Regions from separate parts of the Mus musculus genome. Here regions 1, 3, 4, 5, 6 and 7 are each linked to region 2. The links are chromatin loops, found by intact Hi-C in ENCODE. Cell type or tissue: left cerebral cortex. All regions are shown on one strand. Links, peaks and the distances in the headings refer to the core of each region. The heading gives the core; the rest is flanking DNA. Region 1 overlaps Fndc3a (fibronectin type III domain containing 3A). Region 2 has its middle 31 kb from the start of Gm41208. Region 3 overlaps Fndc3a (fibronectin type III domain containing 3A). Region 4 overlaps Fndc3a (fibronectin type III domain containing 3A). Region 5 has its middle 20 kb from the start of Gm41207. Region 6 holds the start of Fndc3a (fibronectin type III domain containing 3A). Region 7 has its middle 9.8 kb from the start of Gm35218.

The links. Hi-C counts contacts between places; a loop is a spot of excess contacts. Peaks named below come from ENCODE experiments on the same cell type or tissue, not always from the same donor. Only the 100,000 strongest peaks of a DNase experiment are listed, where the experiment ranks them.
Region 1: a loop joins it to region 2, with 2.9 times the contacts of the local background. A loop is called at or near these places in 3 of 42 quality-filtered maps.
Region 3: a loop joins it to region 2, with 2.6 times the contacts of the local background. A loop is called at or near these places in 9 of 42 quality-filtered maps.
Region 4: a loop joins it to region 2, with 2.5 times the contacts of the local background. A loop is called at or near these places in 10 of 42 quality-filtered maps.
Region 5: a loop joins it to region 2, with 2.0 times the contacts of the local background. A loop is called at or near these places in 5 of 42 quality-filtered maps.
Region 6: a loop joins it to region 2, with 7 times the contacts of the local background. A loop is called at or near these places in 22 of 42 quality-filtered maps.
Region 7: it touches region 2 in a loop (1.9-fold over the local background); 3 of 42 quality-filtered maps call a loop at or near these places.

Annotation. Positions count from the first base shown.
Region 1 is chr14:72,597,912-72,602,403 of GRCm38, forward strand. Fndc3a (fibronectin type III domain containing 3A) reads right to left here. Exons shown (of 26, transcript NM_207636.2): 4 at 1,155-1,231. Among named protein-coding and RNA genes, the nearest start is that of Gm30500, 110 kb to the left of the region's middle. In left cerebral cortex, for the core only: a CTCF peak has its summit at 2,685; a DNase peak (open chromatin) is centred at 2,690; H3K4me3 peaks cover 1,058 bases; H3K27ac peaks cover 201 bases.
Region 2 is chr14:72,981,042-72,985,533 of GRCm38, forward strand. No RefSeq gene overlaps it. Among named protein-coding and RNA genes, the nearest start is that of Gm41208, 31 kb to the right of the region's middle. In left cerebral cortex, for the core only: a CTCF peak has its summit at 2,670 (motif pointing left); DNase peaks (open chromatin) are centred at 2,078 and 2,614; H3K4me3 peaks cover 638 bases; H3K27ac peaks cover 375 bases.
Region 3 is chr14:72,561,354-72,565,845 of GRCm38, forward strand. It overlaps Fndc3a (fibronectin type III domain containing 3A), which reads right to left. Exons shown (of 26, transcript NM_207636.2): 15 at 3,253-3,391; 16 at 2,131-2,199; 17 at 245-363. Among named protein-coding and RNA genes, the nearest start is that of Gm30500, 72 kb to the left of the region's middle. In left cerebral cortex, for the core only: a CTCF peak has its summit at 2,532 (motif pointing left); no DNase peak of the experiment used is centred there.
Region 4 is chr14:72,574,099-72,578,590 of GRCm38, forward strand. Fndc3a (fibronectin type III domain containing 3A) reads right to left here. Exons shown (of 26, transcript NM_207636.2): 8 at 425-582; 9 at 254-313. Among named protein-coding and RNA genes, the nearest start is that of Gm30500, 84 kb to the left of the region's middle. In left cerebral cortex, for the core only: a CTCF peak has its summit at 2,380 (motif pointing right); a DNase peak (open chromatin) is centred at 2,404.
Region 5 is chr14:72,887,355-72,891,846 of GRCm38, forward strand. No RefSeq gene overlaps it. Among named protein-coding and RNA genes, the nearest start is that of Gm41207, 20 kb to the left of the region's middle. In left cerebral cortex, for the core only: no CTCF peak of the experiment used is centred there; a DNase peak (open chromatin) is centred at 2,545.
Region 6 is chr14:72,706,096-72,710,587 of GRCm38, forward strand. It overlaps Fndc3a (fibronectin type III domain containing 3A), which reads right to left and starts at 3,908. Exons shown (of 26, transcript NM_207636.2): 1 at 3,623-3,908. In left cerebral cortex, for the core only: no CTCF peak of the experiment used is centred there; DNase peaks (open chromatin) are centred at 624, 2,688, 3,356 and 3,943; H3K4me3 peaks cover 2,185 bases; H3K27ac peaks cover 1,001 bases.
Region 7 is chr14:72,815,115-72,819,606 of GRCm38, forward strand. No RefSeq gene overlaps it. Among named protein-coding and RNA genes, the nearest start is that of Gm35218, 9.8 kb to the left of the region's middle. In left cerebral cortex, for the core only: no CTCF peak of the experiment used is centred there; DNase peaks (open chromatin) are centred at 2,019, 2,538 and 2,847; H3K4me3 peaks cover 436 bases.

The DNA of each region.
Region 1 (4,492 bases), core at 380-4,379, 380 kb before region 2:
TAATCTAAACAAGAATCTATCACAATAGCCTACTGATATTCTGCTATAGTCAGGGAGGAAGTAACACGTGGTCTGAAGAGCACTTAAATGCAAATTTGCTTTTTAGAAGAGACTATGAGTATTCCCTAATAGGGACTTGATTCAACAAGCACTGAGCACAAAGAATCCCAGTAGTGGAAAACACTGAGCACCTCAGTTCTATAATTTAATTTCATTTGCCTGTGTATCTGACCTAGCTATACTTAATTCTTCAAATTGGCAATTATGGTACAGATGGCACTGATCTCAGTCTCAGGGCTGCAGGGAATGGCTACAGTGTAGACAGCAATGATATCCGTCAGTCCTCAGCGTTGCAGGAGGGGCTTCAGTGTGGATTACAGTGATCTCCTCATCTCCTCAGTCTCGGGCCTGCAGTCTTTTTTTCTTTTTCTTTTATTTTCTTTTTTTTTTCTTTTTTTTTTTTGAGACAGGGTTTCTCTATCCTGGAACTCACTTTGTAGACCAGGCTAGCCTCGAACTCAGAAATCTGTCTGCCTCTGCCTCTCAAGTGCTGGGATTAAAGGCGTGTGCCACCACCGCCCAGCTTCAGGCCTGCAGTCTTAAGTGCTCTTGTATAAGAGGCAGGTACAGCATCAAACATATGCAATCCAGCCTCTCAGGAGGCAGGAAGACTAAGTCTGAGGTCAGCCTGGGTTAGAAGGAGACATGGAAACAAATTCTATTCCCACAATGTGTCCAATTGATTACTGGAAGTACCTGAAGACAGTTCTATGAAACAAGGCTGGAAGCACTAGCCTGGCTTACTTAAAAAGTCAATCATCTAAAGAGCTCCATGGAAGCAATTTAACTTAGTTACACAATTTGCATATTCAAGGAGACAAAACACTAAAATTTCTTTTGGAATTTAGTGCCCAAAGGTAACTCTGAGTGGTGAATACTACCAATATTTTCTTCCCTCCTTTACAAATATAGTAAAATATTTAAAATGGATTTACTGAAGATACTCCTCTGGATAATATCCAGACCTTTCACAGCATATTTTCACCAGAATCAATGTCAAGGAAAGTACCTACCTACCTACCTACCTACCTATTAACTATCTACACATACACACACACACACACACACAGCGAAATAAAACACAAAACGCATACCTGTGGGGCATATCCAGGAGGCACATAAATAGGAGGCACGGAACCATTTGGGGACATCATTGGAACCTGAGCAGGACCTGAATGGGTTACAGAAATGATGCAATAATCCATCAGTGCTTAGGAAGGCGCAGAACAATATGATTACTTCACCTAAGCTGAACATTAAGCTAATAGTGGCTGTAATCTTATACGGTGGAAAGAAATGAACATTTCTGAGTTTTTATATACCATTTACTTTATGTTTTATGTAACACTTTAATATAAGTTATATATAATAACACATGTGAGTTTTTATGTAACATTTACTTTATGAAGTATATGTATTATCGTTAAGTACAGCTACAGTTCTCAAACTTGCTCAGTTTTTATACTTATGGTTATCACTTAAAACCTAAGATTTACAGGCTTTCCAACATAGTCAGTTTATAATCTCAAATCATTATTTACTGTACAAATACCCCACGTGACTCTAATGATTGTGCAACTAGGAAAATCAAACTGAACTTTGTATTTAAAAATAAAAATCAATTAGAAATAGAAAATGAACCCCCACCACCACCACACACACAAACTCAAAGGCAGAAGGGGGAGTAGTGAGAGGAGGAATAGTAAGGTCTTTGAGGGCTTCTTAAGGGTAAAGACTTGTACAGTGTAGAGGGGTCCTGTCTGTGGGCTAAGTACAGTTGGAGGAATGTACATGTGCATTCCTCTGAGAAAAGGTTGCTTTCCCTGAATATATTCTAAACAATGTGAACTTCATTTGCACTCTGTCTTTTACTTTTATGGTATCATCTTTCCAGATAACCTTTATAAATGTGATCTTATTCTCTCTTCAACTTTCTAAGAATAAAATAAGTACTCTTGAAGTTTTATTCTTTCTAGAACAAAACATCACTTGTTTTAAATAATTTTTTAGAAAAATATCTCATTTGGATCTTTTTTCTCCCAGTAACTTTAGACTGCAGTATTTCATTTGCTCCAGTTTATAATCATTTGAAAGATCAACAGATCTGGTAAAAAAAAATGTTGGGGAGTGGGGAATGACCTCTTTTACATGCAGAGAATCTGCTGGTGAAGTGAATGGTATCACTGGTCAGGGCCACTGTGACTGAAAGAAAAACAAGGAGGTCCCAGAAAATCCAGATTCCAGCTTTTCTAGGGAGGAGGAGGGGAGATCAGAGCTACCTGGGGCGATGGATGGGGGCCTTGAAGAAAGAGAACGGAAAACGTTAAGATACTGGGCTTCGAGAATAAAAGTACTAAATCATGGCAAATAAGGGGAACTGAAAAGAAAGGGGAGGGAGAAGAGGAAGAGAAGAAAGACAAGAGAGAAGCAGGAAGGGAGGAAACATTAAATAGCGAAAAGGAGGGAATGCAGAAGGGAAGAAGGTAGAGATGGAAGGACAGAGAGCAAGAACAGGCCGAGGTGGTTACTAGAAAGTAAGCAGAGCGAGTGCAGACTTCTGCAGTACACTGTGCCACCTACACACTTGTCCAAAAGAAACCTGGAAAATGCACGGAGCTGCAGTGCTCAGGCCTGGCCAGCAAGTGCTCTACAGCTAAGTAACAGCACAACCTCCAAGTAAATGAAGGTCTTCTGACTATTACCTTAAAACTATGTTTTACGTGAGTGTTTTGCCTTCATGTGTGCTTATCTATGTGTCTGGTGCCTGTGAAGGTCAGAAGAGAGTGTTGGATCTCCGGGACTGGAGTTATGGATGCTTGTGAGGCACCATGTGGATGCTAGAAACTGAACCCAGGTCTTCTGTAAGAGCAACAAGTGCTTTTAAGTCCTGAGTCACCCCTCCAGCCCCTCTAAGTATTATCTTAATCATAATTCATGAACACTAATACTATAAGCCACGTTTTAAATGTACTTTTTCTCTTCATAATCATTTAATCAAGCAACTAAATTTAACATTACCCATTTTCCGGAGAGAAAATGAGGCAGAGGGAACTTAACTTTGCTCAAGTGGTTCAGTTGGAATTTAAAAGCTAACAGTTTCATTTCTTAGGATATACATCACATGAACATTGAAATGCTTCTCACTGTCAGTAACTGCCATGAGTCATTAGATCTTGTCTTTAAGGAAATTAAGTCTACCTTTGTTTTTATTTCCTTGAAAAACATAACAGAAAGCAGGACCACAATTCTAAATTTAAGTAAATGCTACCTATTAATTTGCTAAACAGCATTTGTGAGATCCTCTTTAAAATCTCTATTTAGAAAGGCTTCATTCAAAATACATTTCTGCTCTCTGGAGAAAGGGGAACAGTTGTACACTAATGGTCACTTTATTCATTAACTAATTCACATAAACCAGTAAACTAGCCTTCTAAATTGTAAGATCCGCCCTAGATATTATTTATAAAATGTGGAAATTGGCTGAGAACTAGAGATTTTATTGAAAATTGCATTTGTTTACTTAGTCAAGGAAACTTTACTGAGCTCTATGTACTAAGCTTAGACTGCAGGCTCTTTGCACCCACTGCCATGCTGAACCTTGTGTCAAGTCATTAATGCCAGACAGAGATTGATGAAGATGATGTGGAAATGAAAGAAAGCAGACAGGCATCTTCAAAGCAGAACAACTAAACCCGGTGTTCTGTTTCTCTGTGGCTATTAGAGCAGTAACTTTCAGGCGATGCACCCACACTCCCATCTCAGCCTCCACAATGCTAGGATTACAGACATGTGCCACTGGACTCAGCTCACAGTTTACTTTGATAGCTGCTGGAACAAGTCATCATTTAGTTTCACAAAGGACTCCTTTATGACGTGATCACTTTGACTACTTAAGTAAATTTTCTAGTTCGGAGGCAGAAATGCCACACAGTTAGATTTTAAAAAGATAATTTATCAGTGCTATGTACATTTATCTAAAATAATGGTGGGATATATTCAACACTGAACACAAACCTGCCACACCCCCAATACATAGACAGTAAACACAAGTACTGATATTCAGATCCACAATGCTGGCAGCACCATGTTGCTTGTCCTGCATCAAACTCTAAACCCTGGACACTCACTGACACAATGCCTGACTACCTCTCAGGTCCAACAGTACTTTCTAACTCAGAAAGTTCTAGAAAATTAACTGCAAACTGTCTTAAATTTGTATGCAGCAAAGCAGACTGTGTCCAGGGAAGAAGCAAACCTGTTATAGGAGTACATAACATGTCCACCTGGCACAAGAAAGCTGTACCTGAACAACTGTAGCTACACCTAACAGCTCCTTCAGAATTGACAAGCTTTAGGCAAAAGCTACCCCAAAGCAGAGTGATTACATTACTGTTAAGGGCCTACTTATTTTTAAAATCTGCAAAAGTGGGTA
Region 2 (4,492 bases), core at 349-4,348:
TGGTATGATTGGTGCACACACAACAGCTGGCTTTGTATATGAGTTCTCAGGGCCTGAACTCAAGTTCCCAGGCTTCGTGGCAGGCACGTTCCCCACTGCAGCCCACATCAATATTCTGAATTCCCAACAGTCATATCACTGAGTGGATAAAATTTACCTAATCATAAAGATAGGAGGATTCATTTCTATGTTAGAATAGTTAAGTGAAATGTTGTATCTATTTATGATTCCATATCTAAGTAGCCAATATTTTAAAGCCTTGGGGGTGGCAGAAATCAACACTGAAACAGGAGTTAGAGACTTCTGGCAATTAGTAACAATAAAATAGAAAGGGAGAGAGGGGGCGAGGGAGAGAGAGAGGGGGACAGGGAGAGAGGGGGGAGGGAGAGAGAGGGGGGAGGGAGAGAGAGGGGGAGAGGGAGAGAGAGAGAGGTGGACTGTAGCTCTCCCACTCCCCACAGGAATCCTCAACCACAACTCTAATCTAGGACAATACACCAAAAGGTTAACATGTGATAAAGCTGGGTGACAGAGAGCTGGCGTTTACCGTGCTATTTTATTCCCTCTGGCTTCCTAGAAGCAGAAAAATCTATCGACAATATTCATTTGAGACCTCTAGAGACACAGGAATGAAAATGTGCATTTTGCTTTGCCTTTGTAGGAAGCATGAGATGGGGGACAGAGGAGGGCACGGGGAGGGATCTCGGCAGAGGGCAAATGCTGGTTGCAATGAGACGAGCTTGCTGCAGGACTTTGTACCTGTAGAGGACTCTAAGCCATTGTTCTGAGCGTGGTGTTGACACTATAACACTGTATCCGTGTGGGTTTGGAAATGAGTGCATCCATGTTTGTGAAGGTTTGGAAGAGCTAGGGCAAGCTGGAGTCATGACATCACAGGAAAACAAATGGCCTGGAAGTTTATTGTGGCCAATGCAAACCTGTGTGGGCTGTCACCCTCTTAGGGGAAATTCTAGCTATTGCTTAGCACTGGAGGAAATACTGCAATGGTACCTGTGTGTGTGGTAGTGGTGGTCTGTGTGGGAGGGAGTCCTCTCTTCATGTCACCTTTATATACACAGGGACTTCCAGGTGAGCAGCCACAGGCCCCTGAGCAAGCTGAGAAGGTAATATCCCACACTGTTCTTTGAACAGCTTCAGCAACGGTAAGTGTATCCCAGACTTTTATCCTGTCTCAGAGCTCATGGGTCAGCTCCCAAGGGTTGTGACCTGAAGCCAGTACTTCAAGAGCCTGCTCCTGCTTTAAATACAAATTACATGGCTTGGAGTTCCCCTCCATCTTCCCTGAAAGCAAACAGAATGAAAAGATATCTAATCTAAGAATCTTTTCATTCATGAGCACCCTTTTGCACCTAGCACTGGGCAGAAATGAGGAGCCAGGGACAAAATAAGGGGTTGGAGGGTCAGCTTGGATCTTTGGGGAATGTCAGGTCAACAAACAGGTGAAGTGTCAGAAGAAAAGTACTTGGTGGTGATTCTTACAGCATCCTCTGGGTCTGAAGAGACCGTGTAGACCTCTGCCAGTATGTTTGGCACAGAAGCCAAAGTCTAGGTTGAATTGAAAGGGCAAATGTGTCATGGTGACTAGTGGCCAAGGGGGCACACACAAATCCTTGGAGTACAAGAAATTACAATGGCCCTCTTATTTTGAGGAGGCACCCTCAAGATAATAAAAGGGCACTGTTATTTATCCTCTGGTGCCCCCATCTTCTGTGCAACCTCGGCACTGGTAGCCTTCAGGCCAGCCCATAATGCTGCCCCACTGCAGCTTAATTAGAGCATCAAAACGTACAGGAGGAGATGAAGCAAAGAAGGCTGGGACACGTGCACAAATCCTGCTGACCACCTTGGATTTCTTCCTGTTACCATAGCTCTGGTAGACTGCAGAGATTTGAATCTTGGATATGGAATCGAACTCCAGCTTTAGGCAAGTTAATCTCTGAAAGCCTCCAATTCCCTGGTTGTCAAATGGGGATATGAATCACCGCTGCCAGGCAGTGGAGTTGGCAGGGTGAGAGAGACAGCGTGGAAGGCAGACAGGGTTCTGCAGAGTCAGTGCTTAAGGAAATGTTACCGCTGTTGTTCAGCTCTCCTGCGGTGCTATGCCCTCTGTCCTCTGCATATCATCAATAGTCACACTGCACTGACAGTCTCTTTCCCTAGTCGGTGTTATGAACAGAGAAAGTGTGATGAGTGCTATTTGCTTAGTTCTCCCTAGAAATTCTAACACCAGGTTATTGTTCCTTCCTACCCGCCCACCCATTACTAATTGCGAAACCCATCATGGTCACCGTAGGCTTTTGTGCACGGGAGAATCGTGACTATACGAGTCTTCTTTATCTAGGGACGTGATTTATCATAAAGACTTAAGTAGTTTATAAGCTTTTGTGTCTTCATTTGTCAGCAGCCCTAATTCTCTTATTTCCGTGGAAATTGCTCTCAGGCTTCCAGATCTGTCTTTCTGCTCTGGCCCCAGGGATGTTATATTTCACTGGCCGTTGAAATCAGTGCCTGTCATTTTCCAGGCTGACGCTGCTCACTGGGTGAGTCAGTTGTTTGGGTATGAACAGCAAAGCCTCGGATGCAGCTGCCAAAAGGGTGTGTTTGCCTTCACTTCCGGGGACTCTCTCTCAGCTGCCACCTAGTGGTGAGTTTTATGCCGGTAAAACATGGCTCGGGAGAAGCCATTCATAAACATTCCTGGTAATGAGACCCTCTGACGCTGGGAGTCATGCCAATGTCAGCGCGATAAATATTTATTCATCTTTGTAAATGACTCCACATGATTCGGAGATACTGGTGGCTGCTTTGGAAAGAAATTCCATGTTATCGTTCTCAAATAAGAATTGTAGAATTTTTCCAAATGTAGTAATAGTTCTTTTCTTCAAAATGTACCCCAGCAGAGAAAGAATTAGGCTGACACCAAGGGGGTGAGAGTATTGTTAATATTAGCTCAGCCTTTAGAATGTGCCAAACTCTAGTCTAAATAATTACACTATCCCATTTACTGCATTTCAGTCCTGACGTATCTGCAATAATATCAAAGTAATTATCTTTCTAGGCTGCTATCGTTGCTGTGGTTGTTATTCTGCAAGTGAGATAATTAAGGTTTAGAAGAGTCTAAAGTCATTTAACTGACAAGGGACAGGACTGGAATTCTAACCAAGCTACCTGACATCGGCATGTTCTTGACTCTTCCCATCATAATGGATGCTCTTTGCGTCTGTGTTCCTTCGTGATTCCAGCATCGGCTCATCTTCCAAACATCTATGAAGTCCCAGGATTGGCCCCATTGGTCCGATGTGATCTCTGCTGGCTGCCTTCCTTTTATGAAGGACTTATATACTCGAGGAGAGGACAAAGAAAAGCAAAACAAGAAGTTTTTGTGTGCGTTGATGCTACACTGAGATGAGCTCCTAGAGCTAAGAGTCATGTGGAGCAAACAGGTTTGATCCCCTGGAGAGGGGACCAATTATTCCTATGAGATAAATGGAAATTAGGAAGGCCCAAGAAAGAAAGGGGCTCTGTCAAGACCCTCCATGAAGAATAAGCAGCCCATAAGACATCCCAGGACCCAGAAGGTCATTCTGGGACACAAGTCACATGACTAACTAGCTTCAAGCCAAGACCAAGATGATGGTCTGTTTGGACACTGACTTTGTCTCAATTCCTAGAAGGATGATGGCTATCAACCCATTTTAAAGAGCACTGTTTTACAGGGGAGACTCCTGTAGAAGAGGTGAGGAAAAAATAAATTAATTAATTAATTAATTAATTTAATTAATTAATTAAAAAAGAAAAGGTGAAGAGCCTTTCTTCCCTTGGAGACCTAGAATATGCATGGAATGCTGTCCTGGACTATGGTGGGAAGTCTGGTTGGCTGTGTGTCATAGCTCTAGGCTCACCCATCCCTCAGAACCTCATAGTATCATGTGCATAACTTAAAACTGTAGAGGATGAATTACTGTCCCATTGGGTATAGACTAAGGGCTAGGGTCTCCTGCTGAATGTTGGTGGTATCTTCTAAACACAATGCAAAGGGACAGGAGTGGGGGAGGAATCTTTGTTAAAGTATCTGACTGGGCGGGGCACATTTTCATTCTCATCGCCCAGCTATCTCCCAATGTTACAGCTTCACTGATCCAAAAAGCCATTTTGCCAAATTATAAGAACCACGAAGACAGGCCCGCAGCACATACCTCACATTCTGCTGGCTGGTTACTTGATCATTTCTGTACTCTCTGCAAAGTACCAGCCTAACTGTCCAACTTCCTCCGGAACCTGAGGGCACTTTAAACTTCTTTGTTAGCCTTGCCAGCATTTCCCCTTTGATTCAGGTTGAAATAGTTAACCTAGAATTGGATCTCAGCCTGGTGAGAACTTCCTCTGAAGTTCATGTTATGTCTTTTAACCAAATCCCCCTTGTATCTCCTCAAAGAGAAATTCTCCTTCAATGGTCGTGGCATTCCTTCCT
Region 3 (4,492 bases), core at 200-4,199, 420 kb before region 2:
GTTTCTAACTATTTCAATTTCTGCTAAATATAAATATCAAATATCATCCTAGGATTTACCTAAATATAGACTGTGAGTAAAATAACCTGTTAGAATATTCTGGTAAGTGTAACAATAGTCACCCAGGTTACAAAAAAACTACTCTTGCAGATTTGTCCACACATTTCACCAATGAGGGCAGGAAATGCTGATCCTGCTCCATGTGGTCCAAATTAACGAACAAACATGTACATATAAGCATTACCGCACTCTGCCCTCCGTCACTAATGCAGTAAACCCGTAAGCGGTAATAGCAGCCTGGAGTCAGCCGGTCACAAAGATGTTCCCTGGTAGTGCCACTGTAGATCATATCCCATTTGTTTCCTGAAAAGTGTAGAATTATGTACAATCAGCTCCGAAGTAATGGTTAACATTGTGGTATTCTGGAGAGGGTAGGCATCTCAGGCTTCACTAAGTTAAGTGTGTATGTAACTGCTCCACTATGTTCATAGCAGCCTTATTTATAATAGCCAGAAGCTGGAAAGAACCCAAATGTCCCTCAACAGAAGAATGGATACAGAAAATGTGGTACATTTACACAATGGAGTTCTACTCAGCTATTAAAAACAATGAATTTATGAAATTCTTAGGCAAATGGATGGATCTGGAGAATATTATCCTGAGTGAGGTAACCCAATCACAAAAGAACACACATGATATGCACTCACTGATAAGGGGATATTAGCCCAGAAATTTAGAATACCCAAGATAAAATTTGTAAAACACATGAAACTCAAGAAGAAGGAAGACCAAAGTGTGGATACTTCCTTCCTTCTTAGAATGGGGGACAAAATATCTATGGATGGAGTTATAGAGACGAAGTTCAGAGCAGAGTCTGAAGGAAAGACCATCCAGAGACTGCCCCACCTGGGGATCCATCCCATAAACCACCACCAAACCCAGACACTAGGCAGATGCCAACAAGAGCTTGCTGACTGGAGTCTGATATAGCTCTGCCAGTGCCTGGCAAATACAGAAGTGGATGCTCACTGTCATCCATTGGACGGAGCACAAGGTCCCCAATGAAGGAGCCAGAGAAATACCCAGGGAGCTGAAGCCCCATAGAAGGAACATCAATATGAACTAACCAGTACCCCTAGAGCTCCTTAGAACTATACCACCAATCAAAGAAAACACATGGTGGAACTTGTGGCTCTAGCTATATTTGTGCCAGAGGATGGCCTAGTCAGTCATCAATGGGAGATGCCCCAGTATAGGGGAATTCCAGGATCAGGAATGGGAGTGGGTGGGTTGGGGAACAGGGGGAGGGGAGAGGGTTTAGGGAATTTTCAGAGGGGAAACCAGGAAAGGGGGTAATATTTGAAATGCAAATAAAGAAAATATCTAATAAAAAAAGAAAAAAGAAATAAAAAACAAAAACAAAAAAAAGTGTGTATGTAACTTGTCAGAAACAATTCAAGCCTAACTTTATGTTTCCTGGAAAAGATTTAATTTTCTTTATGCACGTGGTCTACAACACAAATCTGAATGGCTTTGTTGAACTGAAATATCTCTGTACAATCTTTGGCTTAGACTGGTAATTTGTTTTTAATTAAGCATATTAAATGTGTCTCCTGGCCCAGTAATAACAAAGAATATAAAGGATCAGTATCATAACACATTTAATCATAATTTTAAGACCTTTCTTTGCAGTAAGCGTGCCTTTTATAGAAATAAAATCTGATGAACAGGTGACTCAAGCATAAAGTTCATATGTCATAAAAACCTTAATTAGGGCTAACCTCCAGAGACTAGTTTTCCTCTAGTACACATGGGTATAAGCCTTACTTAATAAACTACTCTTTAATAAAAACATTAAATATATAGTATCTAAAAATGAGTCTGGATATGCTAGGTTTAAACAATATAAACATGAAAAAAAGAATGAAAGAAAACATAATAGAGGCTGACATTTGACCCACTGTATTTCCAGAGGTCACTATCTGAAGTGCATCATAATGGGCATAATCATAGCTGCCACAAACACCCTCACCCCTGCCATCACCAAATCAAGGACAATTTGCAGCGCAGCAAAACTGTGTTTATGTCAGCAAACAGAACATGTCTATCAGCTGTACTGGCTATACTTACCATTAGAACCTTCTGCCATCTCCACCACGTACTTATTGATGGGTGCCCCTCCATTGTCTTTTGGTGGATCTATCACAAACAAAAGTGGTATTATGGAAATCCCAATAGACAGAATACAAAGACAGATAGTTATAGGGGGAAAAGAATTACCTGAAACAATTACTATTCACACATCCTTTGTCTACTCTGCTGTCAGCGTTTTTCAATTAATATATCAGTCTTCCTACTGAACCTACCCATATAAAGTTGACTCTAGGGGCTGGTGAGATGGCTCAGAGGGTAAGGGCACTGACTGCTCTTCCTAGAGGTACTGAGTTCAAATCCCAGCAACCACATGGAGGCTCACAACCACCCATAATGAGATCTGACGCCCTCTGCTGGCGTGTCTGAAGTCAGTTACAGCGAACTTATGTATAATAAAAAATAAATCTTAAAAACAAAACAAAACAAAAAACAGTTGAGTCTATAACAATTTTAGTGGCTGCACAACATTCCATTCATGTAGCTCCAAAGGGAACTTGAAGTTTGTACTTGTCATATGGTGACTTTTTCAACTGTCTCCAAGGCAGGATTGCCCATATGTAAGTGGGCAGATGTTCTGCAAATGTTCCATTTTGTTGTTGTTGACTTGAGAGCCAAGATGACGCAATGCTGCTGGCTCCATGTTGAGCAATCTCTCTTTCACAGGAAGCTGACCCTGTCTATCCTCTTACAGCAGCCTCCCTCCCACCCACCTAGTTCTTTTAGTGTCAAACCTAGTCAGTATCTGTGAGCACAGCTTTCCACAGATACTGTGTCCATCAACAGTATCCCTTTCTTCTGAACAACTCCTGTGAGTCTGCCTTTTGTCCCATAGGAAGGTGCTACAACATCTAACAACACACACGATGAGCCATTGTCTGCGCATGGCTTAAAATAACAATAATTTATCCATCTGGACATTTACATCCACAAAACAGGAACTTGAGTTTTGAACTAGTTGCTTATGGATTTTCTTCTTCTCTTCTAAGGATGAATGGGAAAAATTTCTAGCAACAGGTACAGTTTTATTTTCACAAGGCTGGTCTTAAAGAAAAGTTCATATTTAAATTATTTTTATCAAACACAAAATGAACATCTTACCCCAAGTAATTTTAAAGCCGTGCGAGTGTATCTTCCCTTTAACTGAAGGCTTCACAGGTACTCCTGGTTTATCAGGGCAGGTACTGAATTCCACCACTTCGCTAGGATTGCTTTTACCTTCTGAGTTATAAGCAATGACCTGAGAACACAAAGATCTAATGTTCATTACCTGATAACACATTGAATCAAGCAGTGAGCAAAACACAAGCTCAGTGAAATGACTAAACACTTTGAAACTGAGAAGTCCTCTCTGTTGGAGAACTGTGTGTCTTCACATTAAGTGTGCTTGTAATTGACAGCCCTAAGTTATTCCCAATAGTTTCCTCTGATGTAAAGAGTACAGCAGAAATGCCCTAGGCATATTATGGGAAAGTATCTGTGGTGAGATCTGAGGGCCCAGGGAGGAACCAGGTGAGTGAACTTGGAAGTCAACACCTTTCAAATGATTCCACTTCAGAAGTCTTTAAATCTGAACCACTGGTTCCTGGATTCCTAGCCAACAGAAGCTACAAGATAACAAATACTTATTTCCAGGAAGGAAAAAAATGAGATAGATTTTAACACAGAAATGAAAAAAAAAATTCAATCTGGGAGTCATTTTGATTTTAGAAATGATGCCCACATTTTCACCTTGTCATGAACTATGTAATTATGAATGAGAATTTTAGTAACTCCAGCATTCTAAGTAACAACTGGCCTGTGAGAACCTAGTCAAAGACAGTGCTCTGTCTGACTTTCTTGGGTCTTTGCATTGCTCTCACACATCCAGGTAACTTTCAGCATCCCACTATAATTTTAGGTTTGTTTCTACTAACTGTAATTATTAAATAATTCAAGTACTGGGCAAATTTAAGAGCCAAAATATATCCTAGAGTGATGCCATAGGAAGAAAGATGAGTTCCAGAACTTTCCATAGAAAAATTTCAATCCGTCACTACTGCCAACAAGCAAGTGCCACAAGGTTGAATTATAAAGTAAGGCATCACCACTTAGCACCATCAGTCACAACAAGAACAGACCCAGGCAAGGGTTGTCAATGGACATTAAAACAGGAGTGGAACCCTGGTACAGAATACAATGGGTACAAAGGGCAGAGAATGATTTTGCAGCTAAGAAACTGGTAAATACCACCTCCTTTGAGGGATTATGACTAACAGTATATGAAGAATCTTTCTAAGGCATGATGCTAATAATCATTTTGGGTATGTTTTAACATTCATATTTTAGTATCTGTACTCAC
Region 4 (4,492 bases), core at 156-4,155, 410 kb before region 2:
ACCTCAGAAGCTAGGGCAAGCTGGAAGTGCTAAAGCAAATATTGCAGATCCTCTACAGAGTCCTTCTAACCCTTCATCTGACAGGGTAATTAGCTCTTTCCCTTACTGTACCACTTACATTTGAGTTAAATATTTTTAAGTGTTGTGGATGATTTTGAGAAATGATAATAATTCTAGATTTTAAAGGCAATCATTAATGACTCTCGCCCTCTGCAGTGCTTGTCACATGGAAGCAAGGGTACACAGTCCTTACTTTGCATGGTAATCTGTGGCTGGTTTGAGATCATTTAAAGTGACACTTGTTTCTTCTCCTCTGAAAAAGGAAAAAAAAAAAAAAAGAATACATAATATAATTGGCAATAAGCCCTTTATCACAAACTGTTAACCCATGTAACATAGAAGAGCAGGACCAGAAAACACCTACATATAAACACTTCTGTATTTCCCTTCCTTCCCAGTGCTGGAAACCAGGACTTCATAATTGAAGAGCTCTGGTACAGCTGTCTCGTTCACTTCGCCGTTAATGAAGCTGGATGGTGGCGACCAGGTGAGCAGGACAGTCCTTGCCTGAATGTCTGAGGCCTAGGAAACAAAATGGCAACAGGTGAAAGCACTATGAATCAAATGCACATGCACAATGAGTAGTGAGCTCTCTGTGGGCACAGAACTGCACAAAGCAGTAGCAGCCTAAACTACCCCAAACAGCTCACAGCAGGATGCTCTATGTCCAGGGGAGATGAATTTGTTGTGAAGATGAAAGGCAGACAAAATAGAAAGATTGATGTGGTCCATTCCAGGCTGTACAGTGCCACATTAAACGATGGGTGAAAGTAACTTTTAAACTTATCTGAGCGTTCATTTTATATTCACCAAGTATATAACAGGAAGGAAATAAAATGGATTAAAAGAAAATGAACGAAGGGCATTAATGTTTCAAGGAGACAAACCACAAATGCACCACACATTAAAGACTGTAGGTGTAAGCACAGTTAAAAGGCAGCTGTTACAATGAGACACTGCTCTAACCACTAGACAGGAGAATATGAAAAAGCTAAGGATTAGTATGTTGAGGGTCCAGAGAAATGGGCATGTAGAATGAGAATAGGAATGTATGCTGTTACAGCCCTTGCTCAGGGCTATTTGGGAAACAAGTAGTGTCTTCCTTCCTCCTTCCTTCCCTTATCCCTCCTCTGTCTCAGGGCTATTTGGGAAACAAGTAGTTTGTTCTACTTATTTACCTTCCTGTCTCTGTCTGTCTGTCTGTCTGTCTGTCTGTCTATGGTCAGCCTGTCTGTCTATCTATCTATCTATCTATCTATGGTCAGCCTATCTGTCTGTCTGTCTACCTATCTCAGGTCGGTCTATCTATCTATCTATCTATCTATGGTCAGCCTATCTGTCTGTCTGTCTGTCTGTCTGTCTGTCTACCTATCTCAGGTCTCACAATACAGGCAAGGCTAAACCAGAATGTGAGTTCCCAGCCTCAGCCTCCTCAGTTCTGGGATTATAAACCTGTATACTTCCATGCCAGACTGTATTTACTTTTAGATTTAAGAATTTCACTTCAGTATTTTCTTCTCTCAGGACACTACCCTACAAACTGCAAAAGTGCACAAGTACACTCACTTCAAGATGTTCACTGCAGCATGACTGATGGCAGCAAGCTGGAAACACAGGTGCTGGCCTCTAATACTGGTGCTGCCTCTTAAAGCATCCCTATTCATGTATTTAAAAAGAATGAGAAAAGAATGATAAAAGTTTCATTAATATATTGGTGATACCTAAGGGTATGGAAAAAAGAAAAGCTGGGTGGTAGTTTATAGTAGTTTGTTAAATACTAAGTGCTCAAAGACGCCTGAAATGTACTATACAAGTAAACTTACTGCTGCCTTTTGGTGTTTGTTTTCTGTTCATATGTAGAAGAGGAGTTGTAAGAGGAAAAAACACAAGAGGTTTTAATTGCTTTATACATGCACACTCTTATTGGATAATTCTGAGAAAGAGTATGTTTCTCTTATAGCAGTGGCCTAATGAAAGAGAAAGTGGTATAGGAATTAGACATAGTCTAAAGATTAGCACAGGAATGGGGCTGGCGAGATGGCTCTGAGGGTAAAGGCACTTGGTATGTAAGCTTTGTACCCCAAGTTTGTGACCAGAACCTACATAAATGTGGAAGGAGAGGCCTGACTTCACAGTACCCTTCGACTGTCACATGAGTATCAAGGCAAGCACACTTAGGAACGCATGGGATGAATACAATGTAAAAGATTATATATATATGTGTGTGTGTGTGTGTGTGTGTGTGTGTGTATACACATTAATTAATTAATTCATTTCATGTATATGAGTACACTGTCACTCTCTCAGGCACACCAGAAGAGGGCATCAGATCCCATTACATATGGTTCTGAGCCACTGGGAATTGAAACTCAGGACTTCTGAAAGAGCAGTCAGTGCTCCTAACCGCTGAGTCAACTCTCCAGTCCCTCATATATATTCTTATTGTTTCCAAATGTAAAATTAAACCACATCACAGCAAAAACAAGCCTAATTGTGAATATAACTTTCTTTTTGAAAGTTCTCCAAGCCTGAATAACTTCCAAATTGCATATTTTCTGCTTTTGTGAAGTTAGGGGAACACAAAAGTTTACTTACTGTAATGCTGTCATAAATTCTTCAATGGACTTAAAATGACTCTACATTAAACAGTGTCTATCTGGCTATTAGCTGGTAGATGGGACAGACTTTTGTTTTTGTTTAAACATAAGCACACTGTTCCTGTCACATGCATGTGTGTGCTCATGCACATCCCATTAGGTGTCTTGACCCCACAGAATGCCAAGGTCAACAGGACTAAGGAGGTGGTTATGGAGCTAGACTAACTGGCATTGATCGGCCTTCTGAAATCCATCTACCTATTAGGCCTGTGGTTCATTACTGCACTTCACAAAGACAGGCAGTAGGAAAGCATTAAGTAGGAAATCATGAGAAGAAAACTTGCTTGGCCAATACTGAATTCTTTCCTGCTTCTTTCACTGGACTCAACCCTAAGCTTAAGATGTTATATAGCCATGCACTTCTTATCAAAACTAAGAACAGCACTGGGAAGTACTGTTACCTAAACACTATTTATCTAAAGGAGAAGCCGAGCTCTGTTTCTAACTATCACCTACACAGACCTTTCCAGGACTATGTTCAGCTTGGCAAATACAGCTAAGAGAAATTTAGGGCAGACTCTTTTTGCAGCCCTTTGTTACAGAAAAATGTTTGCTCTCTACTTTTATTAAAAAGCTAGACTCTTATTCTTACATATATATCCAAATTAAGTAAGCCATTTGAGAAATGCTTACTTGGAGTGAGCAATAGAAAATCATCTGAGAAGTTCATTTCAAAAAGAATTTTTTGTTGTTGTTTTTGTAATATAAAACACAACGTCTTGTCATACACTTGGACCAGGTGTTCTGGAACTCAAGCTTCTCCTTGCCTAGGCCTCCCAGGTGCTGAGACTGTAGGCAGGCCCCATGCCACCACACCACCATGCCTACTGCTTTAACAGATCCTGAAGGGTTAGGAAAAATCTAATCTAGATCTCCTAAGGCAGGAGAGTAGGTGATTAATTCGGGAGTGATTTAACTCCTAAGTTTATACAGAAAACTAACTTTTAAGGAAAACCTGGTAATTTCACTCTCATAAGAACCAGGTAGGTGTGTGTGTGTGTGTGTGTATGTGTATACGCTCGAGAGCAAGCGAGCAAGGGTTACAGGAGACTAGTAGGCAGCTATGAAAGTCCTGAAAATACTAAGTGAGCAGAAATGACAACTGCAGCTTGGCAATTAACAAGAAAGAACGTAGTAGAAACAATGCTTTAGAAGGCTGTTTGTGTTATTGGGGCCAGGTAAATTATAAAAAGGTTATCTAAAAGAAACAAAAGTGGACCTACACACAACTACTCTAAAATTCGTGTGTGAGGAGTGATGTGCATGTGTCAGGGATAGGGCAGGGAAGCACAGGTCTCAAATATTCAGTCCTGCTAACTGCTGGAGAACTGAAGGTAAAGGAGGAGTCAGAGATGAGCCTGAAACTGCAGCTACTCAGATAACAAGTGTCCACTGGGCATGTATGAAAAGCACACATGGTCTCTCATTCTATGTCATTTTCATTTTAGACAAAAAAGACGGAAAGGTTTTGAAAGTAAGATAAACTATCTTTTAAGTATTGCTGGCAAAGCAACCCATTCAAGTGCTCCTTAGGATGTCTTTCAGCTAATTTAGAAACTGGATGGAACTGTTTCCTCTTGTATGCTACTTTAGAAATACAATATGCTTTCATGTTCATCTCATTCGATTTTCACTGCTCTCAAAAGCAGGCAAAACATGCACACCTGTCTTTTTACAGGAAGAACATTTAGAAGTGTTAAGTGACTCGTGGGCGCTCAAGCAGTGAGCAGTCTGAGTAGAATCCAACTCTGTGAAGCAGCTAAGAAGCGACACAC
Region 5 (4,492 bases), core at 158-4,157, 94 kb before region 2:
GCAACACAGTGTGGCAGAGCCTGGGGTCCCCAAACAACAAGGGATGTTTTCGTTAAAAAGCAAAATCCAAATTAGGTTTGGAATTTAGAAAATAGTAATATACTATTTTTGTTTCCTAGTTTTGACTAATATACCCTTAGGGAAAACCAAAACTGGATTAGGGGTATGTAGGAACTCTGTCATTTTCACAACTTTTCTGTGAATCTTAAATTGTTCCAAATAAAAACGAGTTTAGGAAGAAAAAAAAAACAGAAAAACTCTATGTCAGTGTGTGGTAATTTGTGGTGGATTATCAAGTGGTAAGTGACTTGTGGCATGTAGATTAGAGTGCTCTTTAGGAAGCCAGTGTGGAGAGACTTCTCAGAACAGTGACAGAAAGTGCCGTGGGAGATAGGCTGAGAAAACGAGCACCTCTCAGATGAGAGGGTCAGCAGGGATGAAAGGTGAGCCACGGGGGTTCTGGTCAGAGACTAATACAAATGAGCTCAAGAGAGACGTGGCCAGGCTGCTGCAGGAGGATGGAGACATCCGGTAAGGAGCAGCGCGGCTAGCAAGTCCGGAACAGGAACCTGAGAATGCGGGTGCAACATTGGGGGATTGTCTGAAAAGAAAGCCACAACAAAACCGTTCGGCTGGTTCCTCGGTCATGTTAGCCCCACACACCTCTTAAGCCTCAGACAGCCTCGAAGGCTGGTGTGAGATGAAAAGATTAGAAAGCCAAGCTGGACAGTTGGCATCCATTCTCTTCAAAATAAACCTTTAAACCCATTTCCAGCCAGAGGTATGGTTTGAAAAATATCTCTTAAGCCGGAGGTCACGGCTGCTTGTGGAAAAGATCGATGACCATACAGAATCATCCCATTTACTCTGTCACTTCTACATTCATAGGTCAAGCTGCTGAGCATTATTACATGAAGAAAAATGATGGACTGTCTAGCTCAGAGCTGAAGGAAGACAATGCCAAAAAAAAAAAAGAAGAAGTAGCTACTTTTCCATGGTTGGGCTTTGGTCTTGACTTGGCCTACAGCACCCTTTGTTACCTACAGCAGCCTTGACCATCTTTTGAAGCAACCAGAGGCCACTGACTCTGATTGTCACCACTTTGGTGCACACTCAGCACTATGTACCCTGTTGTTAAAAGTCTCAGTCAATAAAATGATTGCTTGTAACCACCAAGACCTGAATTCAGCTCCCAGAACCATGTACAAATCCAGGTGTGGTAGTGCGGACATGAAAACTCAACACTGGGGAAGCAGGTGGGGCCCTGGCACCAGCTGGCCAGCTGGCCTCCCGACTTAGTGAGTTCCAAGCCAATGAAAAAAAAGGTAATCAGTGTTCCTGAGGAATGACATGGGAGGTTATACTATGCTCTCCACTCTGTGCACACACACATACACACAGAGAGACACACATACACACATACACAAACACAAGAGAGACACACATACATGCACACACACACATACATGCATACACACACTATACACACACATACACACAGACACACACACATGCACACATACAGTCACACACATACACACAGGGACACATACATACAGACACATACACAAACATAAGAGAGACACACATAAATGCACACACACATAGATGCATACACACACTATACACACAGAGACACATACATGCACACATACAAACAGACACACACAAACATGTACACATACATGCACACACATACATACATGCACACACACACACACACACACACACACACACCGTACAATCCAGGTCATTTGTTGAATCTCATGACTTCCTTTTGATATCAAAGGGCATCAGCTCTAAAGCCTCTGGGATTATCATATATAATCAACATATATCATCATATATAATCAACAACCAGGAGTTGATTATAATATATATTATATAATATATAGAACATATATATATAAATCACACATATATAATCATATATACTATATATTATATTACAAGCATAATATAATATATAATCGATAGCCAAGTTCCTTGGTCCTTTTGGGGAAAGAAACTAAAACTCATTATCTTGAAATGTATGATATTTGTGTTATAGGCATGTCTATGCTCAGTTGGAAATAGCATTGGTTCCTCTGGATAGAGAAAGTCTAAGACATGATTTGGGCATTGTGAGTTGAAACATATGTTTTTAACCTAACACAAGGAGCTTGCGGCCGTCAGTGGTAAATCATGATTTTTTTTTTTCCAACAAGGGCATTGAAATCTCTCCTCCCAAGAAAGCAACTGCCTTTGGCCACTCTAAAGGACAGGGGGGGGGGGGGGAATGATTAAGCTTTTAGTCACAGTACCTTCCTCTGGCTCCAGGGAAGCAAGGCACACCTTTCCCTGAGGAGGTGACTAGGAGTAGAAAATGGTGGGCTTCCATGCACTCTAACATGGAAAAGAGGCTTCAACTCCGCTTTGTTCTTGGCTCTTAATTGAAAATAGCCAAACGGAAGCTAAAATTACCTCTCTTTCCCATCCCTGCTATGACTCAGAGCAACGTGTTACCAGAGAGGCCAAGAGAAGCACATCAGGCACTTAAACGGAGAGATCTTTCTGTGTCGTTTCCTGCAGTCTCCATCACACACCCACTTCCTGAAGATGCTCATGGCAGGAAGAATACATTTGTGTTCAAAGTTTAAGGATATAGTGCATTATGTCAGGAAGGAGATGGCAACAGGAGCTTGAGGTGACTGGTCTCATTGGATCTGCTGTAAGGAAGCTGAGAGAAATGAATGCTGGCACCCAGCTCTTTCTCTCTCGCTTGCTCTCTCTCTCTCTCTCTCTCTCTCTCTCTCTCCAGTCCAGGACCCCAATCCATGGAATGGCGCTCTCCACATTTAGGGGTCTTCCCATTTCAACCCAACCTAGAGGCTCCCTAACAGGCCCGCACAGAGCTGTTAACATGGAGATTCTAAATCCCATTAGGCTGACAATCAAGATTTAACACATCACAAAACAGACAACTGAAGCCAAGGCACAGGGGGAAGCCAGTCAGGAAGTGTTTTAGAGAAGAAACCTCAAGATGGACTGACAGACACATCCCCACATGAAAGGTGTCAGAGAGAATGGGAAACCAGAAAGCAAGCTCCCATTGCTCGGTAAGGGCAGTAGGAGCTCAGGTGACTAGCTGGCTCTTTGTTATTGTCTTACACAGTGGACAGATGGAAGTGGGCAAAACAAAGCCAACGTTTGTGAAGAAAGGAGAGATTTATTATTTCTAATGACGTTGAGATGTTTTTAAAAGCCACTTAACTACGCAAGATGGAGGCCTAGGTATCTTTCCCTAAAAGAATTTCAATATAGTAGAAGGAAGAAGAGCCCAACTTGAATGGTTTAAAGAGAGTACATACATTAGGACTGAAGACAGTAACCACAGATAAGTCCTGTGATCATGTCCAAACTGTTGGATACTTCTGCATGCTTTGAATCTTAAATCCATCTATATATTAGTTTTATATTAAATTTTTGTAATTAAAATATAATTAGATTACTTCCTTTCTTCCCTTTCCTTCCTTCAGTCCTAACTATGCCCCCTCCTTCAATCCTTCCCATGTTTTCCTCACTCCTTTTCAAATTGATCCTCTCTTTATGATTATTAGTTTCATATATGTATGCATAAATATATAAACACAACCTCTCAAGTCAGAAGAAGAAGACAAAGAAGAGGAGGAGGAAGAGGAAGAAGAAAAGAGGAAGGAGGAGGAGGAAGAGGAGGAGAAGAAAGAGAAGGAGAAGGAGAAGGAGAAGGAGAAGGAGAAGGAGAAGGAGAAGGAGAAGGAGAAGGAGAAGGAGAAGGAGAAGGAGAAGGAGAAGGAGAAAGAAGGAGCTCAAAAGAAGATTTAAGGCAGAAACTTCCCAGTCATGCTTGCATGCTAATGACATGGTAGTCCAGGAAAATGGAACCACTGGTGTGATCCATGTCTCTGTTTGCTTTACCCCCTCACACCACCAGCTACAAAAGATTCAGTTTGACTTTCCAGCCAGCTCCTTTTCTATAAATGTTATAGTGTAGGGATCATGCCATTCACTGGAGGGAAGGTGGGAACCTTTGTTTTTTTTAAGATACATAAAGGCAAGGGTTTCAGAGCCATCTTTATTTCAGTTGTACATACTCCCTGTCTTAGTCAGGGTTTCTATTCCTGCACAAACATCATGACCAAGAAGCAAGTTGGGGAGGAAAGGGTTTATTCGGCTTACACTTCCATACTGCTGTTCATCACCAAAGGAAGTCAGGACTGGAACTCAAGCAGGTCAGGAAGCAGGAGCTGATGCAGAGGCCATGGAGGGATGTTCTTTACTGGCTTGCCTCCCCTGGCTTGCTCAGCCTGCTCTCTTATAGAACCCAAGACTACCAGCCCAGAGATGGTCCCACCCACAATGGGCCCTCCCCCTTGATCACTAATTGAGAAAATGCCTTACAGTTGGATCTCATGGAGGCATTTCCTCAACTGAAGCTCCTTTCTCTGTGATAACTCCAGCTGTGTCAAGTTGA
Region 6 (4,492 bases), core at 260-4,259, 280 kb before region 2:
TCATATACAGAATTTTTAATTTTTAATCTCTGTATATGGCATAAAAGCATAAGTGTGACTGGGAGGGGTATTAAGTGAGAGGGAGGTGGGAGCAGGAGAGGGTAATGGAATATACAGAAATATGTGCACTCACCCCCCCACACTCACACACATATATATACATACACCCAGACACACACACACACACACACACACACACACACACACACACACACACACACAATGAAAGCAGAAAAGGCATTTGGGGGAAATGGAGACCCGCAATTAGCAAGGAAGAGGGTCCAAAGATGGTAGTGGGGAAGAAAAATGAGCCCAGTAAATGATACATATGCGTGAGAATGTCATGTCAAATTCTATTTTTTGTATGCTAACTAAAAATGGTGAAAACAAAACAAAGTGGTATATGGTTCTGTATTACTTTCATAGCCAAGTTCCTGCTGATGACAAGCAAACTTTCTTCTCCAGGGCTTCTTCCTACTTGACTCTTCACACCTCATGGGGCCTAGCTCCAACCTCTGCCTGATCTTCTTTTTCTTCACACTTGTCCTTGGATGCTCCAGAACCTCTCCTCTCACTACTACCTCCAACTCTGCCTGTCACTCTCTTTTGGAATGAGTTTTCCTCTGACACAGAAACTCTTCCTAAATTTCAAGTTGGACTCACTCCAAATGCCCAGACGGTTGTAGCCCTCCTTCACAGCACTTTCAGTCACAGTGGATGCTACACACTTTAAAGATATTGTGCTAAGTTTTTGTTAATGGTCTCCTTTGTTATTGTACACTTCTCAGATAATTTGTAAATTACTTGAAGGAACACATCCCACTGCTTTTGTATCCCTTACTTTAAATAAAAGCTCATCATTCTCTGAGTCTAAGCCATCTCCTCCCAAGCACTATCGTGCAGCAGCTATCTTGTGCAGAAAACTAGCCTAAAGCTTGGGAGTGGTTGATAGGGGATGGGGATCATCAGAAGATGAAACTCACAAAGAAGTTACTGGTAGCCCAGAGGCCGCATGGCAAATGTACACAGTATACATTAAGGCAAACAAAACCCAACCAGTTGGAGAGAAGGTTAAGGATACTGATATAAAAAGAACTCTGAAATAAAGACTAGAGGATTAAACAGGATAAACACTCACAATACATGTAAAAGAACAAAATGTGCCCTTTATCTCTGTGGGTCATCAATTTCTTTGTAATAAGGCACTCTTGATACACATGTTGTACCAAAGTGATCAACTAAAGTACTATAGGACTCAATGGACAGAATTCTAAAGCTGACTTTTTTTTAAACACTCAGAACTTATTTTAGTAATTCTTGTTTTAGAGATAGCATTTAACAACAAAAACCAACGAATTGCTTATCAATACCAGGCTAATAAACTTGGAAATCATATGCGCGTCCTTATATCATGAACCAAGACAAACCCAAAACTCATTTTCATGAAAAAAAAATGCAGTAAGAATGTTTTGCTTTGAAATACCTATTTTGTTTACATCATCAAATGATATTTTAACACTACAGGCAAAATATAAGATGAATAAGCCATATATATGCCAAAAATATAAATATTTTCAAGTAGAAATATTACATATGAGTCTAAGCTATGGCTGAACAAATCATAAATTAAATGTCTTTTACTGAAGTCAAGCTAAAAGACAATATCCATTACAATATTCTTTATTTTTCTCCTGTGTTTTCCAGAATCTCTCAGCCTACATCTCACTAGACAAGGAAAGCAGAGAATTTTTTTCTTCATTTGTATTCAATTTATAGAAATATAGAGATGTAAAAAGGAATCATTAAATGTATGGTAAAATAAATCATCTCTCAATTACATGAAGAGGAAATGATGACACATCACACACACACATACACACACACAAAATCTGTGTTTTCAAATGCACACCATTAATTTGGGAGAAGAAAATTCCCCTTACAATCATGCTTCCCTGAGGCTAGTGTTAATTAAGCATGAGTTTCTTTTTCCTGACCACTGGTGACGAGGATTCAGACAGAAGGGGAAAAGGAAAGAGTTAAGGCAGAGGCATACAGGTGGCCAAAGGGAAGCAGCCTGAGAGAAAAACGTCCCACTTAACCTACAAAGCAAGCCTGGAGAGGATCTATGAAGATAAAACAACACAGAGAAATTTAATATGAAAATGCTAAAATTTTTAAACGTAAAACCTAAACAAGATTTTTCTCCCTATCCCCTTATCTTCTCTCCTCCCTTCAGAGGATGTTATTAGTGGTAAATTACAAGAGGACTAAATTTTTTTAAAAACCCAACGAAAAGCCATGTTTTAAAAGACCTTATCATTGCTTTCCAATAGGCCCAACACCTGTCTCCATGGGTAACTGATCTCATTAGTTGAGAAAAAAAAAATCAATTTAAACAAGAAAATGTTAAGAAGGCAGGGGGGTCATCTCTCTGGAACATTTTTAGGTGACTTAAACAACATTTCCGAGATGACAAGAATTACACACTCCGCAAATACACACAAACTAAATATTTATCTAAACACGGGATATGAGCCAGAAATCTCAATTTGCTTCTGTCTGACATATGGCTCGGTTTTGACTGGCATATGTTTCGTACTGATACTGGCAAAAGCATAGTGATTCAAATATTACAGAAAAGCTTCAACTGCTCTTTCATTCTTACAACTCATCTTAGCCAAGAGGCTGAGAGGCGATGCTTATTTGCTTCTTACAACACGCACAAACTTGGGTTTCAAGAACTGAAACAGACCACAATAGGATGCAGCAACATCATTATGTGGCTCGGTGTTTTTTAAAGTCTACCCGTGAGCACTTCAAGATTATAATACAAAAAGAGGGAAAGCCTTGTCCGCCTGCCACTGTCAGTTAGTAGACGGACAGCCGAGAAGGTGCCCAAAGGAACTTACAGTCTCACTAAAATAAATAATCTCTAGCTCACCATCCTTAGCACCCTCAGCAATCTCTCTCTCTCTCTCCCTCCCTCTCTCTCTCTCTCTCTCTCTCTCTCTCTCTCTCTCTCTCACACACACACACACACACACACACACACGAATACCCCCCAATGCTTTTTATGAAAGGTGATAGTTTAATAAAACTACAATTACCTATCACACACGGTAAAAGCAGCAAGCGCTAGCGATCTGACGTCGAAATTACTCGCTCCTTTTCCTTCACCCAGCGCGTGCCGCCCTTTCCCAGAGTCGTGTCAAAAGTTCACCCACGCAGGCTGCCGAGCTGGGCGAGCACCGCAGCCTCCCTTCCTCCTCGCCACCGACCGAACAGGTGGTTGCCTTACCTGGGGAAGAGGAGCCGCCAGGCACCGGCTGCGGCGGCCGCCCGGGCGGCCAGGCAGGCGGGCGCAGACCCGAAGGGCGTGTTTTCGAGGATTTAACCCTCAGGTGCGCAGGCAGCGCTCCGCTGTCGCCGAGCCCCGGCAGGTGTCGCGCACGTCCCCGCCGCGTCCCGGGTCCGTCACCCCGCGGACGGCGCGGCCTCGCGTGGGGGCGTCGCCCGTCCGCCCGCCCTCCCCGACGGGCTCAGCCCTCCGGCGGCGCGGCCCGCAGCCCCAGCCTAACGGTTTCCCCGACGCGGGCTCCGGCGTCCCCCTGCCGGCTCTCACCTCCGAATCCCGCCGCTCCGAAGCGAAGGAAGGCGGATCCCCCACCCCGGGCGTCTCTCCTGCGAGGCTCCGGCTCGTCCTCTCACTCGCTTGGCGGTGGGCCGGGGCTCCCGCGGCCGCCGCTGCGCTGACTGCTGTGGAGGGGGGTTGTTGGGGAGGGGTGTTTCCCGGCAGTGACGGCGCCGCCGCCTCAGCCCCGCTCTTCGCTCCCTCTCCGCGTAGCTCCCGCTTTCTGTTTCACCCGAGGGACCGCGAATGCCGCCGCCGCCATGATTACTACGGAGCCGGGAGGAGGAGCCCGGAGTCGGCGCGCCCAGTGCGGCTGCGCGAGCCCCGCCGACGGCGCCCCCGGCCGCCTGGACCCGGAGCCCCCGCGCGCGCACACACACACACACACACACACACGAGCTCGAGCGCGCGCACCCGAACCCGCTCGCCCGCCGCCCCGCAAGCCGAGGCTTCCCGGGCCCGCAAGTGTGTGTGGCATGCGAGCTCCGGTGCCGCTCTCCCAGAGCCCGGGAACTGTGCGGATGATTGACGTATCCGGGGCCCCACACGCCATTCCGAATGCAGTTTAGAAAGCGCCCCCCACCCACCGCCCCCAGAGACGAACCGTGTCAGCCCCTCTCGGCAAGCCCCAGAACTTAGGATGCCGGCAGGTGCTTTTAGAGGCAAGCCCCGGACGGGGAAGCGCCCCGAAGTGGGCTCAGACCTTCCCACTCCCAGACGGTTAGAGCCCCGGCATTTTCTAGCACCCACGAAACAGATTTACGTCTTTCAGAAACGCACAGCTTAAAGGTTCTGGACTCGGACCAGCCGAATCTAGTGGAAACCCGTTACCTTGACGTCTGCCACCGCGGAGAGCGAAGC
Region 7 (4,492 bases), core at 124-4,123, 170 kb before region 2:
AGGAAGGAAGGAAGGAAGGGGAAGAAAAGCAAGAAGAGAAGGATCCAGCCCTGAAGAGAGGACTAAAACATTTCCCCATAATGTTTTTATTATAGTCATACACATGTAAATATTTAGAGTGAAATATGTCTCATTCTCAGAAACTTTCTTATTTCTCTTCCTTGTCTGAATAGGTTTTACTTATCAAGAATGGCTGTAACAGGTAGCAAAATTCTATATACCATGATGTACTATCTGGGCTCATTCATAAACATACAACCCTATATTAAGACACAAATCTCCTCCACATCTAATCATTTTGGTAAGGGAGTATGCTGTTTTCAGAGAAACCAGATATTCTGTGCTTCTTTTCAAGTGACAAATGCAATTCTTACATTTTTTTAGTGTGTATATTTGTATGTATACAGGTACACATTTGTGTTTGTGTGTGTATAGGTACACATGTATGTTTGTGCACAGACATGTGAAGGCCAGAGTATAATCTTGGTGTTGTTCCTCAGAAACCATCTACTTTGGGTTGAGAGATGAGTTAGAGCCTGGGGGTTTCAATCAGGCTAGGCTAGCTGACAGTGACTCCCAAGGACCCTCCTGTCTCTGCCTTCCTAGACCTTAGATTACAAGTGTTGACCACCAGGCTTTTTAATTTATTTCTCATTTTTTATTTTGTTATGTTTTTGTGTGAGTTCTGGAGATTAAACTCTGGCCTTATATATACATGACAAACACTTTCCTGACTGAGCCATTATCCCGGGGCAAGAATCTTATTTTTTATATCATGTTGACTATATATTCTTTGGCAGATGGGTCATGTCCTTGCCTCTTTACTTTCTTGCAAGGGGCTCAGCAGCTTAAGCAGGCCTACCAGGACACTTCCACTTTTAATTAACCCAATCATGGGAGCATTATCACATAACATCCACTGGTCCTGCCCCTACTCAAGCTTGGGACTCGACAGGACCACCAAGCGAGAGACATCACTCATGGCACCTTCCTTTTCAGGATGATTATTGCAAATGCTGCCTGTCGTTTATCTCTGAGCACATAGTAGAATCTGATGACATATTTAAAACCACATCTCTCATTAGAGATCACTTTATCAAACTCATACTATCAGTCTTTTTCTTCCCCCTTTAATGTTCTCTGGATTCTTCTTTTAAAATCTAAAGTATTAAAGTGTTCTCTGTACTTCATACGGGATTCTCCAAAACTGAACACAGACTATACTAGCAAAAGCTAAGCGGATGCCTGTGTGGAACACATTTTAAACAACAGCTGCTAAATGGCGACCTGAAACGCCGAGGACACCTAAAGCTAAGTTAACACAAACAGCGAACTATCTCAGGATGCATCCAAGATAGTTATTTTTTTTTTTCTCTCTGTTTGCCCTATTTTGAGAACAATGATTTGTACAGGCAAATGTACTGCAATGAACTTAGAAAATGCTTGAAATCGAATTGCGAGACTGCAGGAAAACAGCCACCAAAGCAGCCTGATTTACCTCCCTAACATTGGTTGTCAGACGCTAACATCCAATTCATATCTGCTTTTTTTGTGGGTGGGGGAGTGCAGAATGTTACACAAATCACTTGCTGTCCATTGTACATGGAAATCCTAGAATCACTGATCACATTTTAATAAAAATAACAAACAGGCATTCTGTTCCTTATATTATTATTTTGTGAGTTTAACCCACACCCCCCAGCATTCAATTGTCTCTACGTACCCCACCAGAACCAACCTTCTGGCTGTAAAATTGAGGTTTCGGCTCTAAATGAGATGGCCGAGGCCGTTGCCATGCCCTGAGACCCCAGCGGCTCTTATATTGGACAGCAACACCGTCTGAACTTTCTCTTACAGCAGTGTGCTTGATTGATAGGCTGTTTTGAGAAGACAATGTCAGCGACCTTACTGTTCTGAGCCAAGCTCAGCTGGTGGCATGGTCTGACAACTTGAATATGTTTTTTAGCTGAAATGAGCAAGTGGCTGCAGTGGTCGCCACAGCAACGGAGTAGCTAGAACCCTCGGGAGCTCTTAGTGGAGGAATAAAGGCAGCTGCAAGGGAGGCTTCAGCCGGGATTAATGGTGACTTCAGGATTAGGAATCCTTTATGTTCTTTCTAGCAAGCATAGGTACAAACTGTGATTGTTCCTCACTACTAAACATTCTGACTTTTTTATGCAATATTTTCCTCTCCCGAATTTCATAAATGCTACATCAGTCTTCGTAACAGCTACCTGTTTAAGGGACGGGGAGAAAGAAGACAAAAACAAAAAGAAGGGGGAAAATTATGGGTTTTATCTAATTTCTGATCACATTTCTAATTTTTTTTTCCTTTATAATTACCCACCAGGAAACGTTTATTTCCGAAGTGAACGAAAGGAAAGTAAGACACCTGGAGGAGGAGGTGAGCAGGGGTGGAAAACACAGAACCCAAGAGAGTTGTTTCCCAGCCACGATCTGAGACTTAACCGTTTGCTTGTTGGTTGCATTGAGGGATCAGTCACATCCTCAACTCTCTTGTTGCCGAGGAGAGGCGACATCACACCTGCTACTTTAGTAAACGTGAATAACTTATACTTGATACACTAGAAATTGTGAGGTTCTTAGAACGGCATGAAAGGGGGCACGCCTGAGAAACAGACAGGAAGACCTAGATTTAGCGTTTTCTTTCTTTACTTAATTTTTTGAGAATTCCTTGCTGGGCGCTCTCATCATGGTCAGCCCCGCCACTCCTCCCACATCCACCCCTCCTTCCCTACCCACCCAACTTTGCATGCTTTCCCTTTCCTTTCCTTGTTTTTAGAAAACATTACTTCCAGGCTGTGCTGCCTACATAGTCTTGGATGTGCAGCCTTCTGCTGGAACAACTTGCCAGATGCACCACTCTTAAAGAGAACAGACTCTACATCCCCCAGCAACTACCAATTGCCAGTAGCTCCTTGGCTAGAGGTGGGACTTTGTACCCCGCTCTCCTTTCTATGCACAGTGTGACCTGGGCTGTGCATGCTGTCACGGCTGTTCTGAGGGCAGATGTAGAGCTGCCCTGTTGTGTTCAGAGGACAGTTTTATTGTACTCATCTGCCACTTCTGGCTTTTACAATATTTTGGCCCCATGAGCCTTGGGAGGTGAGAATGTGACACAAATGTCCCATTTAGGGCCAGATACTTCAGTCTCTTATCCTCTGTCGTTTGGCCCGGTGGATCTCTGTTTTAATCACTGTCTAACACACATAGAAGCTTCTCTGGGGATGAGAACTGAGAGGTGTATTTGTCTATGGGTATGACCATTAGGAGTTAATTTAATACTATATCTATTTAGCAGAATAATAGTAGTTTCTCCCCTGGAGTCTGTGAGCTATCTGGCTACAGGTTCTTAGTCCAACAACAGTGCCAAGGTATTTCATCTTGTGGGTCAGGTCTTAAGTCCAGTCAGAAAGTGTTTGGTTACTCCACTAATGTCCATGCCACTACTGTGTAAGTGTGTATGGCTTTCCTGGGACCTCTAGGTGCCTGGAGTTGTCTCTGGAGCTCTGTGCCCTGCCCAGGTCATGCGGCACCAGGTCTTCTCAGATATGGTCTATATTTCAATTTTGTATGTGATGGGTGCTTCACATGCACACACGGATGTGCACCCTACACATCCTTGGTACCCGCAGAAGCCAAAGAGAGGATCAGATGTCCTAGAACTGGAGTTATAGACAGTTGTGAGCCACTAGGTGGATGCTGAGAATCAAATCCCGGTCCTCTGGAAGAGCAGCAAGTGCTTTCAACCACTGAGGCATCTCTCTAACCCCTTACATTTCAGTGTGAGCTGCTACGAAGTCTAAGAACTCTAAAGTTGAACCCGAGTTTACAACTATGGGATGTTCTTAATTTTCTAGGGTTGGATAAAATTTTATTTACCATTTTTAAGGTTGCTTTTAGCTTTAAAAGATTTAGTCACATGGTATATAGGACTATATTTGTGTTATTTGTAACTACAAACCTTGCAAGTGAGAGGGGAGCCCAGGCTGTTATACGCATGCCAGAGAAACCTACTCTAAGGACCACTCTCGTTCTGTATATGAGCCTGTCTATTGGGCCATCCACATTTACCTACATTGCACACCATAGGCATGATGAGTGAAAGCAGGAGCCAAGCTGTGGTTCTAGTTTTGTTTCGTTTCGTTTCTTTTCTTTTCCTTTCTTTTCTTTTCTTTTCTTTTCTTTTCTTTTCTTTTCTCTTCTTCTCTTCTCTTCTTTTCTTTTCTTCTCTTGACAGTTGTAACATATCTTAGCTGAAGTTGGACCTTTCCAGTTATTAGTCCAATATTGAATATTGTAGATTTAAAAAACAAGTATGATTTGCTACTAGGCGAGAAGCAGGTTCAGTCGTGGGATGGTCCCTAGTCTTTCAGTTCCCTTGGGTTGCCATCATTCAATGTCCTAGTTACTTTCCTATTGTCGTTACCACATAACCAAGGCAATATTCGGAATTAAAAAACATTTAAAT